2 separate regions of the Mus musculus genome follow, and region 2 is linked to region 1. The links are chromatin loops, found by intact Hi-C in ENCODE. Cell type or tissue: heart. All regions are shown on one strand. Links, peaks and the distances in the headings refer to the core of each region. The heading gives the core; the rest is flanking DNA. Region 1 has its middle 91 kb from the start of Rnf138rt1. Region 2 overlaps Ctps2 (cytidine 5'-triphosphate synthase 2).

The links. Peaks named below come from ENCODE experiments on the same cell type or tissue, not always from the same donor. Only the 100,000 strongest peaks of a DNase experiment are listed, where the experiment ranks them.
Region 2: a loop joins it to region 1, with 4 times the contacts of the local background. A loop is called at or near these places in 7 of 42 quality-filtered maps.

The regions. Positions count from the first base shown.
Region 1 is chrX:163,665,292-163,675,144 of GRCm38, forward strand. No RefSeq gene overlaps it. Among named protein-coding and RNA genes, the nearest start is that of Rnf138rt1, 91 kb to the right of the region's middle. In heart, for the core only: a CTCF peak has its summit at 4,802 (motif pointing left); no DNase peak of the experiment used is centred there.
Region 2 is chrX:162,945,377-162,955,229 of GRCm38, forward strand. The region is part of intron 13 of Ctps2 (cytidine 5'-triphosphate synthase 2); the gene reads left to right. Among named protein-coding and RNA genes, the nearest start is that of S100g, 14 kb to the right of the region's middle. In heart, for the core only: a CTCF peak has its summit at 4,621 (motif pointing right); no DNase peak of the experiment used is centred there.

The DNA of each region.
Region 1 (9,853 bases), core at 766-8,765:
AGTTTGGTTTCTGTTGCTGTGCTAAAACACTGACAAATAGATACTTGGGGAGGAAAGGTTCTATTTCACTCATACTTGTGGGTAACAGTAAACCACTAAAGAAACTCAGGGCAGCAACTCAAGGCAAGAACCTGGAGCCAGGGACTGAAGCAGAGATCAGAAAGAAATGCTGTTGACTGCCTTGCTCAACTTACTTTCTTAAACCACCCAGGACCACATGCCCTGGGGAAATCATGCGCATCAATAATCCACCAAGAAAATCCCCTACATACTTGCCTATGGCTCAGTCTGATAGACTCATTTTCTCAGTTGAGGTTCCTTCTTTCCAGATAACCCTACCTAGTGTCGGGTTGAAAAGAAACTAACCAGCACATAACACACACACACACACACACACACACACACACACACACACACACACACTCACCTCATGACAAGCTAGGAGCAAAGAGAGAAATGGGTAAACCTCCAATGACCTCAAATGATATCCCACTAAGCCTACTCCTCTGAAAACACCGACCACGTTCCATAACAGCAAACTGGAGACCAAGCCCAGCACATACACAGGCCTATCAGAAACATTCCAGAACCAAATTGTTAGTCCTTAACTTAGCAGTCAAGATCCTGTATTTGTCCAGCTTTGTCTCTTTCCAACCCCTTTCTATATTATGGCTCTAGATACATCATATCATTAATGAATCCCTTAGCAGCAATTAGTACCTCTACCTCCCCCAAATTCATGGTTCCATGTTACCCAGGTAGAATTAGGAAGCTAATTGGTCACAAGGAAGGCCATCCATCTAATCATTTAGGTGGCAGGAGATATGAGGAAGAAATGAGCATCTTACTGTCTTCAGTTTCTCAGATATAGGAATGTGTTGAGAAGACAGCCCACAGTACTAAGGCAACTATTCATGCCAGCAGTGCTAAGTGAAGGAGAGATAAGCATGGTGTCTTTAAGCTAATATATTTGAGGGCATATTGTTATAGCAGCTTAGCTCTACACTGACTATGGTTTAAAATATACCTTTTGAAAATATATGACCAGAAGACCTTATTTAGGTGGCAATTATGACAGGAATTTTAAAAATATAACACATATTTTATAATATTTAATAATGATACATACACACATACACAATACATACATACATACATACATACATACATGCATACATACATTCTGAGATGGTTCAGTGAATAGAGGATTGATCCTAACTACTTTAAATTTGATCCCTGGGGTCTACACAGTAGAAGGGGAGAACCAACTCCCAAAAGTGCATGCATGTGTACCTGTGTATGTAAACTGTAATTTATAAATATTTGATAAAGTCAGCTGGCACTCTACATCCATGATTTCTGCACTCTTAGAGTCAACTATTCCCGGATGATACTTTTCATAGTGCTGAAAGGTGCAATGAAGGCTGGTGATGGAGAAAAGGAATCAGTGTTTTTACCCAATGCTGGACTCTTCATACTACAATAGTAATCTCAGGCAAGATAAGCTCAATGGTGTGGTAGTGGCAAGATTGTTTGTGAGCACAGAAAAGTGCTACCTTGATTGCACAGATGTAATTCATGCCTTGTACCATGAACATGGTCAAAAGCCCATAGCTGTGGAGATCTTAAGCACTAGAGAGGCGCCTACATTTGTGCTAAATGGTCATCTTGCCCAACTATCTTAAAACTATTTATAGTACATCCATAAATCAATATTGCTCTCAGCCTTTGTCAAAGAAACTTCTTTTTTCTTTTTTTTTTTTCCATTTTTTATTAGGTATTTAGCTCATTTACATTTCCAATGCTATACCAAAAGTCCCCCTTACCCACCCACCCCCACTCCCCTACCCACCCACTCCCCCCCTTTGGCCCTGGCGTTCCCCTGTACCGGGGCACACAAAGTCTGCGTGTCCAATGGGCCTCTCTTTCCAGTGATGGCCGACTAGGCCATCTTTTGATACATATGCAGCTAGAGTCAAGAGCTCAGGGGTACTGGTCTTTTTTCAATGGGCAGTAATTAATGCAGAGACTCACAACTGGGTACAGTGCTGAGGTTAAGTGACCATTGAGTGCTCCTCAGCAGAGAGGACACATATATCAATTCCTCACCTCAAGGCTCAGGGAGAGTGTGGGAAGAGGAGGAGTGCTGGGAAGTGCTGTCCTCTGGATATGACACGGCTAGTGCACACATGAATTCACAAGAGCTGTGGTTATCTGCACACTCCCTGTAAAAGATCAAACCCATTAAAAATTCCAAACTGGGAGCAAGAGGGGATCCTGATGTCCCAACCTGCGCTCCTGCTCTACTGTCAGCTGATAGCTGCTGGGAGAATGGAAGTCACCTTTCTTTAGGGAAATTGGCCACCACTAGGTTACCCAAAGGATAACTCCACACACATGAACACATGGACAGCACTAATTGGACTGAGTCTATTTAAACACACACACACACACAGAGAGGGAGAGAGAGAGAGAGAGAGAGAGAGAGAGAGAGAGAACATGATGAAGCTGGGAGGGACATATGTTGTGGTGATCTCAGGAAGAGTTTGAGGGAGGGAATGAGTGGTGAATATACCAAGATACATTGTGCATACATAAATACATATATACATGTATTATATATGCATGGGAAACCTTCAAAGAGTTCATTTATAAGTACTCAAAAAAAAGAGAATTGCTTCTATCTTGAGTATAACCAGGTTTCTTTCTTGTCATTATCTCTGAACAATATAGTGTAACAACTATTTACATAGCCTTTTACATTATGGTAGGTATTATAAGTCATTTCCAGATGATTTAAGGGATACAAGAGACTGTGCATAGGTTATATGCAAATGCAAGACAATTTTATGTAGGGGACTTGAGCATACATAAATTTTTATATCTGTGGGGGATTGTAGAGCTAATACCTTGAGGGCATCAAGAGATAAGTTTACTTGAAAAGTTTCTTTCTTTCTTTTTAATTGAGTCTGGTACTAAAATTGAAATACATCCAAGAAAAAATTTAAGTGGAAAAAAAGGCAGCCCAATGATAGTTAACCTGTATAAATTGCTATTTCCAATGATCACTTCCATATCTAATAAATAGCATGTGTGGGAAATGTATAAAATCTTCCAGCCCACGTATAAAAAGATAACCCAATTAAAAGGTTGGCAAAAATGTCAATAGATCTTTCTCCTAAGGGGATATTAAAATGACAAGCATATGAAAACAAGGTTAACATCATTAGGAATTAGGTAAATGAAAATTCAAATTACAATGAAATTCCACTTCATACCTACTAGGATGGTAATAATAATAATAATAATAATAATAATAATAATGTAGTACTTGTAGTAAACAAGTGTTGGAAGCCTGAAATACTGCTCATATTCAGTAATGCATTGGTGGGAAACAGTCTAGCAGTTACATAGGACATTAAATAGAGTCAACATATGATCCACCTGTTCCACTGTTAGCCCTCTATTATCTATCTGGCTGGCTGGCTATTTATCAACCAGTCATCTAGCTGTCTGTGTTTATATGTGTGTCTGGAATACATGCAGGAGTTGTTAAAGTTAAAATATACAGACAAAGATCATTACAGCAATACCCATAGCAACATATTCTAGCACATTGCTTCTCAACCTGCCTAATGATGTGACTCTTTAGTACAGCTTCTCATGTCTTGGTGACCCCAACCACACAACTCTTTTTGTTGCCACTGCATAACTGTAATTTTGCTACTGTAATGAATCACAATGTAAATACCCGTGCTTTCAGATGATCTTTGGTGACCCCTGTAAAAGGGCTGTTTGACCCTTGAAGGGGGCACAACCCACAGGTTGAGAATCAATGTTCTGGTAGCAAAGTAGAAACAACTCAGTGTCCATCATGTAATAAGAGGATAAGCAAAAATGTGTTGCATGGAGCAGAATTTGGTTTGTATGATTGGATATGATCCTGCCATAAACGGAAGTGAAGTGCTGAGACATGCTGCAACTGACTGGACCTGAAAACATCACGCAAAAATTCCAAAAGGAACGAGACACAAATCCCATAGACTGTCGGGGCTCATTTATATGGAACATCCTAAACCTACAAATCCAGAGACATAGAAAGTAGATTAGTGGTTGCCTTGGGCAAAGGGGACTAAAGAGAATAGAGATTCACCACTAATGGGCTCAGGGTTTCTTTAGGGGGTGATGAAAATGTCCTACAATTGGATTGTAGTCGTGATTGCACTGCTGGGAATATATTAAAAACTATTGAATTGTTCACTTTTAAACAGATAAAATGTATGTATGTGAATTATATCTCAAGAAATCCATTAAAATAATTGCTGTGCTAGTTCCTCAGAGCAATCCAGAGATAGAGAAAAAAGAGAGATTATTGATCGTTTAAAAATAATTTGTTTTTCTGTTTCTCTAAACTTAAAGCATACTCCATTGTTCACTAACCCCACCAGCTTTACAAAAAGTGAAAAATAAAACTCAAGAGCAAATTTCTCTGCCAAAGCACAACTTAACGAAATGCCTCAGGAGAAGGGGAATTAGTGGGGCACGATGGATACAAGACGATTTCTTATTAAAACAACAACGTATCATTTTAAATACAAGTTCTTGACCCAAGTTCATTTCCCAACACTCACATGGTGGTGGCTCACAACCGTCTGTAAGGACAGGGAGAGGGGGGAGAAGGGGAGAGGGTAGAGAGAGGAAAGGGAGAGGGAGAGAGAAAAGCAAACAGCAAAGCCAAGAGCAGAGAGCAAGAGCAGGAAGAGGGGCCTAGTGCTAGGGGATCTGATGCCCTCTTCTGGCTTTTCTGGGTACTGCATGCATGTGGTGCTTAGATACATGTGCAGGACACTAATAGACATAAAATATAAATAAATAAAATATCAAAGCAAATTTGAATATACACTATCTTCTGCCCCTGTAAACAAGATGCTTATTTGGCTACTTGTATTTTGGAAATGGGGATGTTTGGGTAGTTCCTAATTGGGAGTGCATCACTGATACATGGTTGTGTCAAAGTTAACTTAGATTATAGACAAGAGTGAGTGTGAACTATCTCTGCAGAGTCCATTTAAAAAGAAGCATTCCCCCAAAGTTCTACCAAAAGCGCCTGCTTCAAGCAGGCAAAAAGGTTGAATAGAGCTCTACATCAATCACCCAAATCCATAATTGATACACTCCAGGTCTCTCTTCATGCTCTTGGAACCAAGACTTGCTTTTCAATGACTCAGTTGAAATCGCATCTATCTTAGAGAAAATTTGCAATTATAGTTGGAAAAATTTACACATGTCTATATCCACCGATTAGTCAGCCACCACTTTTGTGTTACCATAAGTCTATCAGTACCTAGTCCCACACAAGTGCCTTCGCACGCACAACTTTAGGGAGTGGCCTGATCAGGGCGACCAGCGAATGAAGAAAGGACGGACAGACAGACAGACACACACACACACACACACACACATACACACATACACACAGACACTCACACACACAGAGGGAGGGGGCTGGGTGGGTGGGCTATATGGTCTGATGGAGATGCACCAGGATCAGCCAGGAAACTCAACATGTTTATTTTGTATATGTGAGTGAAGGAGGTGGGTTCATTGTATCCAACTGAAGCAGGGGATGGTTAAATATATACAGCTGAACCAGGAGGTAGCTTAGCTAATTTGAGTAGGGGTCTCTGTAGGAGAGCAATCTGAGGCTTTACTTTCCCTCAGGGAAGGCTTTGCCATTGCTTTGTGTCTGAAGTACTGGAGTCTTTGCATGGTCATGCTCAAGTCAAATGAACACACGTTCACTCAGGATTTGTTCACTACTCACCCTTGAACAGAGAACACGCATGTTTTTTTTTTCTAAACTATTTTCAGCCAACAGGCTTATTGGCTGTTCAATTCTTTGGTTTCTATTTCCTGTGCTTCCCAGAACAACCTATATTTCCCCAGCATATAATCTCACATGAGCATAGTCCGAGTATATAGTAACCAGTTTAGAGTCCATATTCCATTATTGATTGTTTTGGCAATGTACATTAAAGTATTTTTTTCTACTATGAGATTCTATCCAGGGTTACACTGTGTTGAGTTGTCATGCATATTTAGACTACAATGATTTGGAACAGTTCCTAAGCCTGCTTTGTGTATCTGTCTGCCTTTTGTCAATATTTTATTTCATTATTTTCCAAGTCTGTGAGTTGTTTATTTTAAAAAGTGTCACTTCATACGAATTTAGCTTATGTTTCTCCATGATCTGATCCAAATAACACCTATCTGGCCAGAACACTACAGAGGGGATCTTGTGTCTAACTCAGGGTTTTGTAGCTATAAGCATATGATAGTCATTTAGCTCTATCAGTGATGTTAATTTTGGTCATTTGATTAAAATCTCCTTCCTTCACTGTCTAAATTTTCCTTTGTGACTAATAAATGATAGATGAAGAGACACTTCATAAGTATCTAGTCCTCATTAAGCTCCCTTCATCTACAATTAGAATACATTTTGTAAACAAAGGTCTCAAAACATTGCTATTAGTATATAAAAGTGTGCATACAGAAGAAGGCCACCAGAGAAAACTACAACCAATCAAAACAAAGAGTTGTGCATCCCCATCCTGTCCACAAAACACTCGTGCACCAGGAGTGGACCAGGGAACATTCCAGAAGAGGGGGTAGAAAGATAAGTAAAAGCTAGCAATATCAGAAGCTACATTCGTAGAGTTTCACCAACATGACTGACCAAATGTTATCTGGCCAAGGATGGCAGCAATGAATATGACAAACTGGATGGAGGAAAAGCCAACCTTACACAAACAACCAAGGGAAACTGAGGAAAACTAGGAATGGGAGAGGTGGCTCTTCTACAATGAAAAACACACCAATTAGTTTAGTGCCAAATGGTCAGCCCTGAAAACATATGTACAGGGAGCATTATACAGACTCTAACAGTTGATGGGGAAAAAGAAGCCATAAGTTTGAAGAAGAGCATGGAGAGGTATACAGAGGGTTTGAGGGGAGGAGAGGGAAGAACAATGTTATAAATAAATTATAATCTCAAACAAAACCCAGTTCACATCACTGATATATTGTTGTGTCAGTGTATCTTAGATTATAGATTCAAAGGGACACAGGCTAGTCTATGAAGGTTATTTGGTACAAAATGCAGTCATTACATGTGTCCAGAACAATTATGATAGACTCTCAGCAGCTCTGAGAGATGAGCTTAGATTGTGTATTTCAAATATGATATATCCATTCCATGAATTCTATGCAACAGAATACCTTGGAATACCTCCAAGAAACTTTTGAAGGAAAAAAAAGGAGAATATATGAGGCTATGCACAGGATAATCCCATTTATGTTTTTATAAAACTATATTTGTACCTTTACATATTAATGTATGTAAATTTGTAGACACTAGCCTGGAAGAATACACAACAAACTGTTTCCAGCAATCACCTCCTGGGAGGGAAATGAAATATTGGAGAGAGGATGGTGTTGGGTGTATAGGGAATAAGACATCCATACATCAGTTTAGACACTTCTGTTTTTAGACTAGGAACACGCTTATGTTTTACTAAGGCATATATACTTTAAAGACATATATTTGCTGAAAACACATTGGTATTATTTTCAAGATTTCCCTTTTCGACAGCTTGATTATACTCATGTGAACAAATGGCTTGCACATGAACGAAATCCCCGTGCCTCCACCTCAACCATGTGTGCATTATATATGTGTTATATACATAAGCATTATATATTTGTATGAGTTACATACATCAGTGTGTATTTGCTCTCCTAAGATTAGAAACCACGAGGTCATTTGTACCATTCCTCAATATTCCTCACTTTCACAATTGACATTTGCTGTGAATTGAATATGAAGTATCTCTCCCAAAAGGTTCATGTGTTAAAGGCTTAGTTCTCAGTTGGTGGTTGTCATGGTTAGGGTTACTACTGTTGTAGTGAAGCACCATGACCAAAACCAACTTGGAATGGAAAGGTTTATTTGACTTACATATGCAGAAGTACACCGAGGAATGCCAAGGTGGAAATTCAATCCTTCCTATAAGTGTTCTGGGTTATATTATCATGGCAATAAAAAGTGAAGAAGGCAGTAGTGACTAGACCTGTAGAGGTCTGAATTAATCATACAAAACTTGCCACCACGTGAGCAAGTCAATAATCATCTGGCCTCCGATGACATTTGCTGACTAGATCCCAGATATCTGAAGAAAAGACACGAGAGAGGGACTAGACAGCATCACAGTCTTGGGTCTCTCTATTATGACTTATATGGAGACTATCACATAGATTTTGCTTTTAATTTATTATCTCTGGAAAATATAAAAATACTCTAAAGTCGACTGTGTTTCAAAGTATCATCACACAATTTTACATATATATGTAGAAGGGTATGTAATATATGTGAAATACATATCCTACATATTTCATTTATCTCTTGCCTCCTACTCCTGTTAGAAGACAATTCCCCCATTGGTATAATTCTGTTATATCTTGTTCTTACAAAGATGTTTGCATAGCAAGCAGTCTTTTCTGTCAGTTTTTTATTTGTTTGAATTAGTAAGTTTTTTAAAATATAGTCATCCATTCATTTGTTAGCAAGAAATGTGTTTAATTAAGGATACTTAAAAGCTTATAGGTTGAGGGTTATTTACAGCAGCATGGGCAACTTACAAGAGGCTACACCAGTGAAGAAAGAGTATCTTCCTCCCCTGGAAACCATTAGCTGCCTGTAGATCCTTAGAGATGTGTCGGATCTCTTGACCACACTCCCCATGCCCAGTAACTGTTAAGGGCCTCCGTTCCGTTCCTCCATGACAGAATGTCAATGGCCCCTCTCTCATACAGATATTGTTCAGGAAATCACAGCTGGTGTAATCTCACAAATGCAGCAGCCCTGTCCTGCTGGAACGACCATGTTCCACAGCACTTCCCCCTGTTACCCCAGCTCTTAATTCTTTCACCTCTCTCTTCTACAATCTTCCCCTAAGTCTTGGAGATGGTGATATTGACATAGATGTCCCAGTTAGGGCTGAGCATTCAATAGGCACTTATTCTCAGCATTTTGACCAACAATGAGTCTCGGCATTGGCTGCTGTCCATTATAGTAAATGAGTTCTTGGATCAAAGCTGATATAAATACAAATCTGTGGACATAAACATGTTTAAGGGCAGTTTCACAGGCAGCAAGCCGTCTTACATAATGAACACACCATCTCTCTTTAGAGCAGTAAGCAATTCTTTTTTTTTGTCTTTTTTTATTACATATTTTCCTCAATGACATTTCCAATGCTATCCCAAAAGTCCCCCATACCCCCCCCCCCACTACCCTACCCTCCCATTCTCATTTTTTTGGCCCTGGCGTTCCCCTGTACTGGGGCATATAAAGTTTGTGTGTCCGATGGGCCTCTCTTTCCAGTGATGGCCGACTAGGCCAACTTTTTTTTTTAAATTTTTTATTAGGTATTTAGCTCATTTACATTTCCAATGCTATACCAAAAGTCCCCCATACCCACCCACCCCCACTCCCCTACCCACCCACTCCCCCTTTTTGGCCCTGGCGTTCCCCTGTACTGGGGCATATAAAGTTTGCAAGTACAATGGGCCTCTCTTTCCAGTGATGGCCGACTAGGCCATCTTTTGATACATATGCAGCTAGAGTCAAGAGCTCCGGGGTACTGGTTAGTTCATAATGTTGTTCCACCTATAGGGTTGCAGATCCCTTTAGCTCCTTGGGTACTTTCTCTAGCTCCTCCATTGGGAGCCCTGTGATCCATCCATTAGCTGACTGTGAGCATCCACTTCTGTGTTTGCTAGGCCCCGGCATAGT
Region 2 (9,853 bases), core at 1,099-9,098, 720 kb before region 1:
GTATAGCTTGGTAGAATTAACATTGTGAAAAAAGACCTTCCTACCAAAACAATTTACTGATTCAATGAAATCACAATCAACATCCTCACCTCATTCTTCACATAAATAGAAAGAAAATCCTCATATTGATATGGAACAACAAAAGACCCACAATAACCAATTAATCCTAGATAAGTGTTTGTTACTTTGCATTTTGCTCATTTTAAGTTCTAAGTGCATCTAAGACCCCAACTTTTATACATCTGTTTCTATTATTAAGTCGATTTTGTTCGATATTATAATGGCTACTCCAGCTTCTTTCTTGGGACCATTTGCTTGGAAAATTGTTTTCCAACCTTTTACTACAAGGTAGTGTCTGTCTTTGTCCCTGAGGTGAGTTTCCTGGTGCAGCAAAATGCTGGGTCCTGTTTACGAATCCAGTTTGTTAGTCTATGTTTTTTACTGGGGAGTTGAGTCAATTGATGTTAAGAGATATTAAGGAAATTCTGTTCTTTTTGTTGTTCGAGGTGGAATTATGTTCTGTGGCTATCCTTTTTTGGGTTTGTTGAAAGATTACTTTCTTGCTTTTTCTAGCATGTAGTTTCCCTCCTTGTGTTGGTGTTTTCCATCTATTATCCTTTGTAGAGCTGGATTTGTGGAAAGATACTGTGTAAATTTGGTTTTGTCATGAAATATCTTGTTTTCTCTGTCTATGGCAATTGAGAGTTTGGCCGGGTATAGTAGCCTGGGCTGGCATTTGTGCTCTCTTAGTGTCTGTATAACATCTGTCCAGGATTTTCTGGCTTTCATAGTCTCTGGTGAGAAGTCTGGTGTAATTCTGATAGGCCTGCCTTTATATGTTACTTGACCTTTCCCCCTTACTGCTTTTAATATTCTATCTTTGTTTTGTGCATTTGGTGTTTTGATAATTATGTGACAGGAGGAATTTCTTTTCTGCTCCAATCTATTTGGTGTTCTGTAGTCCTCTTGTATGTTCATGGGCATCTCTTTCTTTAGGTTAGGGAAGTTTCTTCTATAATTTACTGCCCTTTAAGTTGGGAATCTTTGCTCTCTTCTATACCTATTGTCCTTAGGTTTGGTCTTCTCATTGTGTCCTGGATTTCCTGGATGTTTTGGGTTAGGAGCTTTTTGCATTTTGCATTTTCTTTGACTGCTGTGTCAATGTTTTCTATGGAATCTTCTGCACCTGAGATTCTCTCTTCTATCTCTTGTAGTCTGTTGCTGATGCTGGCATCTATGGCTCCTGATCTCTTCCCTAGGTTTTCATACTCCAGGGCTGTCTCCCTTTGTGATTTTTTTTTTTATTGTTTCTATTTCCATTTTTAGATCTTGGATGGTTTTGTTCCTTTCCTTCGCCTGTTTTATTGTGTTTTCCTGTAATTCTTTAAGGGATTTTTGTGTTTCCTCTTTAAGGGCTTCTACCTGTTTACCTGTGTTCTCCTGCATTTCTTTAAGGGGGTTATGTCCTTTTTTTTTAAGATTTATTATATGTAAGTACATATGATGCCCAGAAGAGGGCGTCAGATCTCGTTAAGGATGGTTGTGAGCCACCATGTGGTTGCTGGGATTTGGACCTTTGGAAGAACAGTCAGTGCTCTTATGTCCTTCTTAATGTCATCTATCACCATCATGAGAAGTGATTCTAGATCCAAGTCTTGCTTTTCCAGTGTGATGGTGTATCCAAGATTTGCTATGGTGGGAGAATTGGGTTCTGATGATGCCAAGTAACCTTGGTTTCTGTTGCTTATGTTCTTAAGCTTGCCTCCTGCTGTCTGGTTCTCGTTACTGCTCCCTGCTCTTGCTATGTCTGACTGGAGCCTGTCCTTCCTGTGACCCTGGTTGTGTCAAAACTTCTCAGAGTCCAACTGTCTCTGTGATCCTGTGATTCTGGGATCCTGGGATCCTGAGATCCTGGGTGTGTCAGAGCTCCTGGGAGTCAAGCTGCCTCTGGGACTCTGAGATCCTGGTGTGAGCAAGCCCCTGAGATCCTGGGATCCTGGGCATGTTAGGGTGCCTGGGAGTGGAGCTTCCCCTGGGTGTTGTGGGACTGGCTGCAGAGTTCAGGCCCAAGGTCTGCTCAGGGCTCTGGCCCAGACTGGAAGGAACCCGTGTTGCTGGTTGGGTGGGGTTCCTGTGTCCCTGGATCCCACTGGTCCCAGTTACTCCTCATGGTGTTGGGGCAGATGTTGTACCCTCCTTACCTCAGATCCTATGATCCTGGGTGCCTTAGAGCGCCTGGGAGTGGAGCTTCCTCTGGGTGTTGTGGGACTGGCTGCGGAGTTTGCACCCATGGTCTGCTCCTAATTAATTTCTTATTATGGTTAATTACTGTTCTTTTGTGATGATATGTGCTTTTTTTCGATCTGTTCATCTACTGATGGACATTTGGGTTGCTCTTACTTTTTCTCTATTGTTAATAATGTTTCTGTGAACAATCATGTATGGGTGAGTTTTTTATTTGGTTTTTGGTTTTTTGCTTTTGCTTTTTGCTTTGGTAGGAACATGTTTTCATTTCACCTAGGAGTGGAATTCCTGGGTCATGTGATAACTATGCTTAGTCTAGTAAAGAGCCACCAGACTGTTTGCCAAAGGGGCAGCAACATACACACCAGCATCCTGTGAGTGAGGGCCTCAGTCTCTGCGTTCTCTGGAGCACTTGTTACTGTTTGTGTCTGACCTCACAGCAACTGTAGTGGAAGTGAAGTGGCATCTCTTCTGGGCTTTGATTTGCACCCCACCCTACCCCATTGCTAATAACTGTTGGATATCTTTCATGTATGGAATGGCTACTTTTGCTCCTTCTTTGGAAAAATGTCTATTTACATTCCTGGTCTATTTTAGTTGGGCTCTTTGTATTATAAGTGTTCAGTTGTAAGGGATAGATGATTTTTAATTTATTATTATTATTATTTTCTCATGTGTGAGGTGCTAGATGCCACTAGTTCTGTCCTTAATTATGACACTAAAATTCCCTCCAGAGAGTAGCCAATGTCCCTTGGTAGAAGGGCACGGGTAGAACTGTCTCCATTAAGAACAATTGACTTTGGGCTTAAATGAAGGCTCAGCAGTTAAGAATGTATGGTGCAGGCCGGGTGTGGTGGCACATGCTTTTAATCTCAGTACTTGGGAGACAGAGGTGAGGCAGGCGGATAGCTGTGACTTGAGGCTAGCCTGATCTACATAGTGAGCTCCAGAACAACCAGGGTCCTGTTTCAAAAACAAAAATGTGTACCATTCTTATTCCTTTATACGCCTTACTTTTTCTTATCTCTCTGATGTGAGCAATCCCCACTGTAGTAGCTTAAGGGAGGAGTGTTGGTTTGTTTGTTTTTAAAATTAAGACAGTGTCTCATATAACCAAGGATTCTGATTCTTTTGCTGTTACCTCCCAAGTACTGGGACTCCAGGTATGTACCCTTATTTCTCCTTTATGTAGTGTTGGGGATGGAACCCCAGGGCTTTGTGAATGCTAGGGAACACTCAACCGAGTTAACTACTTCTGAGCCTTGAATGGTTTAATTTGAATTACACACACACACACACACACACACACACACACACACACACACACACCATCATGATAGATGTGGTGGGTGGGACTAGTTCTTTTTCATGTTGGTGGGAGCATGATGTTGTCTTACACTGTAGGCAGACAATAACAAGTGCCAAGCAGAGCTGGCCTATTAACCCGCATTCCATCTTAAACAGTCCAACATCCATCTGCCAACTAAACCTCTTGTCCTCTGCTTTCCTAAACAGCACCATAGCTGGGGAACAAGTGTTCAAACACACAGACATCAGGAATCTGTGGTGTAAACATTTTATGTGGGTGTGTATGTGTCCCAGTTCATGTGCGTGCTGTAGTAGAGACAACTTTCATGGGATTTGGTTCTCTCCTTTCACCATATAAGTCTTGGGGGTAGAATTCTGATTATTAGCTTGGTGCCAAGCATCCTTATTCACTAGGCCATCTTGTTAGCCCGATCTTTCCATTTTAAATAATGTAAATAGGGTCTGTAGAGATGATTCAGCAGTTAAGAGCACCTGTTCTTGCAGAGGACCTGGGTTCAGTTCCCAGCATTTACAAAGCAGCTCACAACCACCTATAACTCCAGTTCCAGGGGGATCTGACCTCTCCTTTGGCCTTTGTGGGCACTGCATAGACATGGTACACTTATATACATGCAGGCAAAAGATTCATATACATAGATAAAAATAAATCTTAAAATTAATTAAAAATATAAACAAATGTGTTTGTTCATCTGTAACTCCTACCCTTTTAATATGCACCATAGTACATTTTTCTCATGTTTTCCTGATTTGTTTTTTTTTTTTCTTAACTTGGTACTATGTGCTGGAGATTACCTCATGGAAGGATATAGAAATATTCATGCCGTTTTATAGCTTTCAATTCAAACCATAATGAACCGTCACTTCCCAGCCAGATGGTACTTTTAAGCCTCATGCTCAGAAGGTCTCATAGCAGCAAAAAAAAAAAAATCCTTAGGAGGCTTTAATAGAAATGTATTTCCTGAGTAATAGCTGTAGTGGTGCTGCCAGGAAAATGATGGCTTTTCTTTTTGAGGTGCTACTTTGAGCTAAGAAGGGATTTTGCCAGTAGGTGCCGCTATTAGACAGCTTTGTCGAGGTTAAGTCTTGGATGACAGCTTTTAACACTGTATGTGTGTGTACATGAAAGAATAATTGACACACAGGGTAAAAAAGTTAAGTCTACAGAAAAACGCATCAAAGGATTTCATTTGTCTCAGTTTGCTTTACTTCTCTTCCACAGAGGCAACTACCTTTATTTTGTGCTGTTATTAGTTCAGGAATGCATGCATGCTGTGTGTGCCTGTATGTGCATGTGTGTGTGTGTGTGTGTGTGTGTGTGTGTATACCTATCCATATATGTGGATGGACATATACTCTTTTGTGGGAGGGGCAAGCAATGCAATGAATGGTAACTCAAGACACCATGTGCACTAACCACTGGGCAACACCCACAGCCACTTTAGCTAGCATCTTTGAGACACTGTTCCTACTTTGTATTGATCACCTATTATTACCTTTGATGGCTTGTCTCGCTGTGTGTACCATGGACATGAGAGGATTTACTGCACTTATTGAATTGTTTATAGTCTTGTATTTAGGCTGTATGCTTTCTTTTTGTAGCCTGAAATCACTTTACATTTTGACCTCTGTGTACAAATATGTTCTGTATCCACACATAAGCACATCTGTGGGATGAATCCATAGAAGGGAAATTGCCAAGTCAGAGGATGTGTGCATTTTACATTTCAATGGCTCCTATACACATAAGTGAGATGAGAACAATAAAACCTAATTGCTATTGAATGTCTTTATGTGCTGAGATCACTTTGCCGGAGAAAAATAGCCTTAAGAACCAGCAGTTGTGCTGATGGCTGAAAGTCTTATTAAAGGGGGGGATGGAATCATAATGCAGCCAAGAGCACAATGCCTGAGGAGTGACTTTACTTGGGTGGGTAGCAAATACTTAGTGGGCATGGCCATTCTTGCTCTTCCAGCTAAAGAAAGTAAACATGTTGGAAATCAGGAGCCTCTCTTACGATATGTCCGCTGCTACAGTCTGTTTCATTTCATTGGTTGTCATGACCTCCCTACCTTGTTGGAATGCATGAGAAGTGTTATGGTTGCTTCCAAAATTGTCAGAGAGATGATTATTCGGAATAGATTCGTTAACAGGCATATGTAAAGTGTATTCTTCTACAGTATATGCTGAGTCTAAGAGTAGTACCCAGGAAAGAGAACACAATTTTGTTATAATCATGTTATTTCCTTGATTTATCTACAAGAGCTAATAGAACACTTTGTAGGGTTGCAGAAGACTTCTGGATCTGTAGCAACTCTGGTCTCTTTTCTGCTTTAAAGTCGTCTCAGCTGCATTTAGAGGAGGCTTCTTGGGAACATAGCTGACTTTCATTCTAACTGTTATCAGTCTGAGGGACTAGGTATCAGAGAGCTCCCTGACAGGAAAACAGACAGGAAAAGGAGCTTTAAGTAAATTAATGTCCTTTTCACTTAAACATTTAAGATGGCTGACTTCTTGGTTCTTTTTCCTCTACAAGACAAAGACTTGGTAGCCTTTTTGGTGGGACTCGCAAACTTCCTGGGAGAGGTTGGGGCTTTATATGGTGGGAACCAGTCAGCTTTCTTTTCTTTGGTGTGAGCGCCCGACTCACCAGCAAGAACGACGCCACAATAGGATCCTTCTGCACACGTTTATTGGGAGAGCATTGACTGCATAAGCGAAAGACCCTGAGCCCAGAAATGGTGCTGCTTACATAGGCCTAGGAGTGACATGTCCATACCTGATTGGTTATGCTACCAGTACCTCATTAATCTGCGTCGGGCCAGGCAGTGACTCGGCAAAAACCTCTTATGCACATGCGCACATTGGTTGTTTACCCATAATCATGGGCAGTGGCCAGTGGTAGCCAGCACCACTCTGCAACGGCACATGTGGCTTCCCACACTTTGGATTATCCAATCTTCCATAATAGCCCAAACTAGGCAATTCTGAGAAAGAAAACCCCCAACATAAAACTGTCAGCTCTCCATACAAACTCAGATTCGGGATTCTGGATCTCGGCTCCCACTGGAGGCTCTGCTTTTCCTTGTTGTTGTTGTTTTTTTTTTTTTTTTTTTTTTAGCTTTTAAATCAGTGGAGAAAAATAATCTAGCCATGATGGCATCATTGGAATCATGCTGAGTCAAAGGGATAGTGAGTTGGAGGCCTGTAGAGTATGTTCTAGGCTGTCCTCCATCATATAGTGAGACCCTGCCTCCAAACAAGACAAAACCAAACATAAGCAAACAAAACCAGAATAGCAAGGGAGATAGTGTAGCAGGCAAAACCACTTGCCCCAAACCATGATGATCCGTTTGATTCCTAGAAGCCACATAGTGGAAGGAGAGAACAGGTTCTTGGAAGCTGCTCTTTGATACCCATAATCACTGTGGCACATGCCACCACACACACACACACACACACACACACACACACACACACACACAATGTAGTAAAATATCATTAAAAAACAAAAATGTGAATTCATGTAAAATATAACATGAAAACAGAATGCATGTGTTGCCTTCAAGACGTATATGGACACTCAGATGGTGGTATTAGTAAAAGGAGGTGAGGAAGGACCTGCAGAGATGGCTCAGTAGTGCTTCCTGCTCTTCCAGAGGACCCAAATTTCATTTCCAGCACCATATTAGACATGGCCTGTTAATGCCAGCTCTAGGAAATGTAACTATCTCTTCTGTCTGTCCTCTGTGGGTTCCTACACATGCCATAGATACAGATATACAGGAATATACATATTTTACAAATTGAAAGAAAAGTGGGAGATTAGAAGTGTTTTTCCTAGAAATTAGTTTATTATTTTATGGGTGCTAGTGTCTGGACTGCATGTGTATCTCTACACAATGGGTCGGCCTGGTGCCCTGGGAGGCTAGAAGAGGGTATTAGATCCCCTGAAACTGGAGTTACAGATAATGGTGAACAGCCATGTGGGTGCTGGGAACTGAACGTGGATCTATTGCAAGAGCAGCAACTGTTCTTAACTGCTGCACCATCTGTCCAGCCCCAGGTTAGAATTCTACTACTGAACCACTCATGCGATGGCTAGAAATGTTTTAACAAGATGCAAATGGACATTTGAGAGAGTTGTAGTTGATAATATTCTGATTGGAGTTCTTTATCATAGTTATGCCTTCATTTATCTCTTTCTAAACTAGGAATTTTCAGAGTTAAAAATAATTTGACATCTGATTCGTGAAATAGTTACAGTTAAAAGCTGATTCCTATGAAGGGTAATTTATGTTATGCATTAAACATAATGAATGCATTACATTTTTTTTCTACCTTCAGTTGAAGCCCTGTTTGAGGTATTTTCCTTTGACTTATTTTTCAACAGCATTTGATGCTATGCAAATTAAGAGTTTTTTTTTAAAGTAAAAACAAGATCAAGACTCCAAAGAGCCAAACCAATAACAAATCTCCCCAAAGACCATAACCCCATGATCCTAGCACCTGGGAGGTAGAGACAGGAGAATCAGGAGTTTGAAGTTGGCTTGGGCTGCATGAGACTCTGTCAAACGAACAAGTAAACAACCACCAGACAATCTACCCCAGCGTAACCTTCTGGGCAACTTATATTACTTGGGCAATTGATTTGCTTTTAGAACATGGACCTCACACTGGCACCACAGCGTTAGCCTCCTTCTCAGCCTATCTTCTTTACCTTCTTCATGATGCTCTCAAACTGTGAGCCAAACCCTCCTCCCCTGCCTTCTTCCTTAAGTTGCTTTTGTCCAACATGTTGTCACAACAAGAAAAGTAATGAATACACCGGTCTCTCATATCCTGGTCTCTCAAATCCCCGGGTTGCTTGCAAGTGGAATTGTGTTGGTTGTTCATTTGCAATGCTGCATTTAGGACTCTAAAGTGGACAGCCTTCCAAACAGTGCCCTTCCCCAAGTATCTCCTCCCACTACCATTCAGTCATTTCTATTTAAAAAATCAAGTGGTTGAAATACTTATTTCTAAGGTATTTCCCACTGAGCTCAAGGTACAAAAGCCTGACAAATACATTAGCTTTAAAGCATTCATGGAGTCGGTCATTTATTGTTATCATTATGGATTACTCTTGAAACTCACTAATGGGTGCTCACTCCAAATTGCACTGGCCCATTTCAGACAGCAGACTCTGTAAAGGGGTGGTGGGGGGAGGGCACAGGAAAAGATGCCTTAGGCAGGGGCCATCATGACTGGAAGAAAAATGGTCCTTTTTAAAAATGAACATAGAAAATTGTATGTATTTAACATGTACAAAGTGAGCTTTGGTGTATATATACATTATGAAATGATTACTAAAATCACACCAGCATCTACTAGCCATGTAGTTCAGTGAGCTTGGTAAAAGCATTTAAGGCTGGGCGTGGTGGTGCACGTCTTTAATCCCAGCATTTGGGAGGCAGAGGCAGGCAGATTTCTGAGTTCAAGGCCAGCCTGGTCTACAAAGTGAGTTCCAGGACAGCCAGGGATACACAGAGAAACCCTGTCTCGAAAAACCAAAAAAAAAAAAAAAAAAAAATTTAAGACCTACTCTCTTTAACAGGTTTCAATTTGTTTTTTGAGATAGGGGTCTCATGCATCTTTGGCTGGCCTTAAATTCCGTACTCAGCCAAGGAAGACCCTGAATTCCTGATCCTCCTGGCTCCATCTCTCAAGTGCTGAGATTGTAGTTGAGTGTGGCTGTGTTCCAATTACGTGTGTGTGTGTGTGTGTGTGTGTGTGTGTGTGTAAGACATGAGCTTCCTTAATGGGGCTTGCTAGCTGCCAGTCTAGCTGCAAGTTCTGTGAGAGATCCTGTCTCAAAGGAATCAAGTGAATGGTAGAGCAGGGTGTTCTCTTCTAGTGTCTGCATGTACATGAATGGATGCATGCACACATGCACATTCACACACACCATATATACATATGCTTCACTCAATATATATACACAAAAGTAATTTTAAAACAAGGTAGATGGCTCCTGAAGAAGCAATCCAAGGTTGTCCTCTGGCCTCTACACACAGACACATATGTGTGCACCTCCTGCATACATATGGGCATATATATGCATACGAGTAAGCATACACACACACATACACAAGAGGAGGAGGAGTAAGAGGAGGAATGAGAACACACATGGGTCTTGCATTGTTGGAGCCAGCCTACAACTTAGTGAGCAACTGAATTCCATGGCTCAAAAGGTCCTGGCAGTGTTGGTTAGAGGGAGAATGCAGATGAACTTTGGGGATG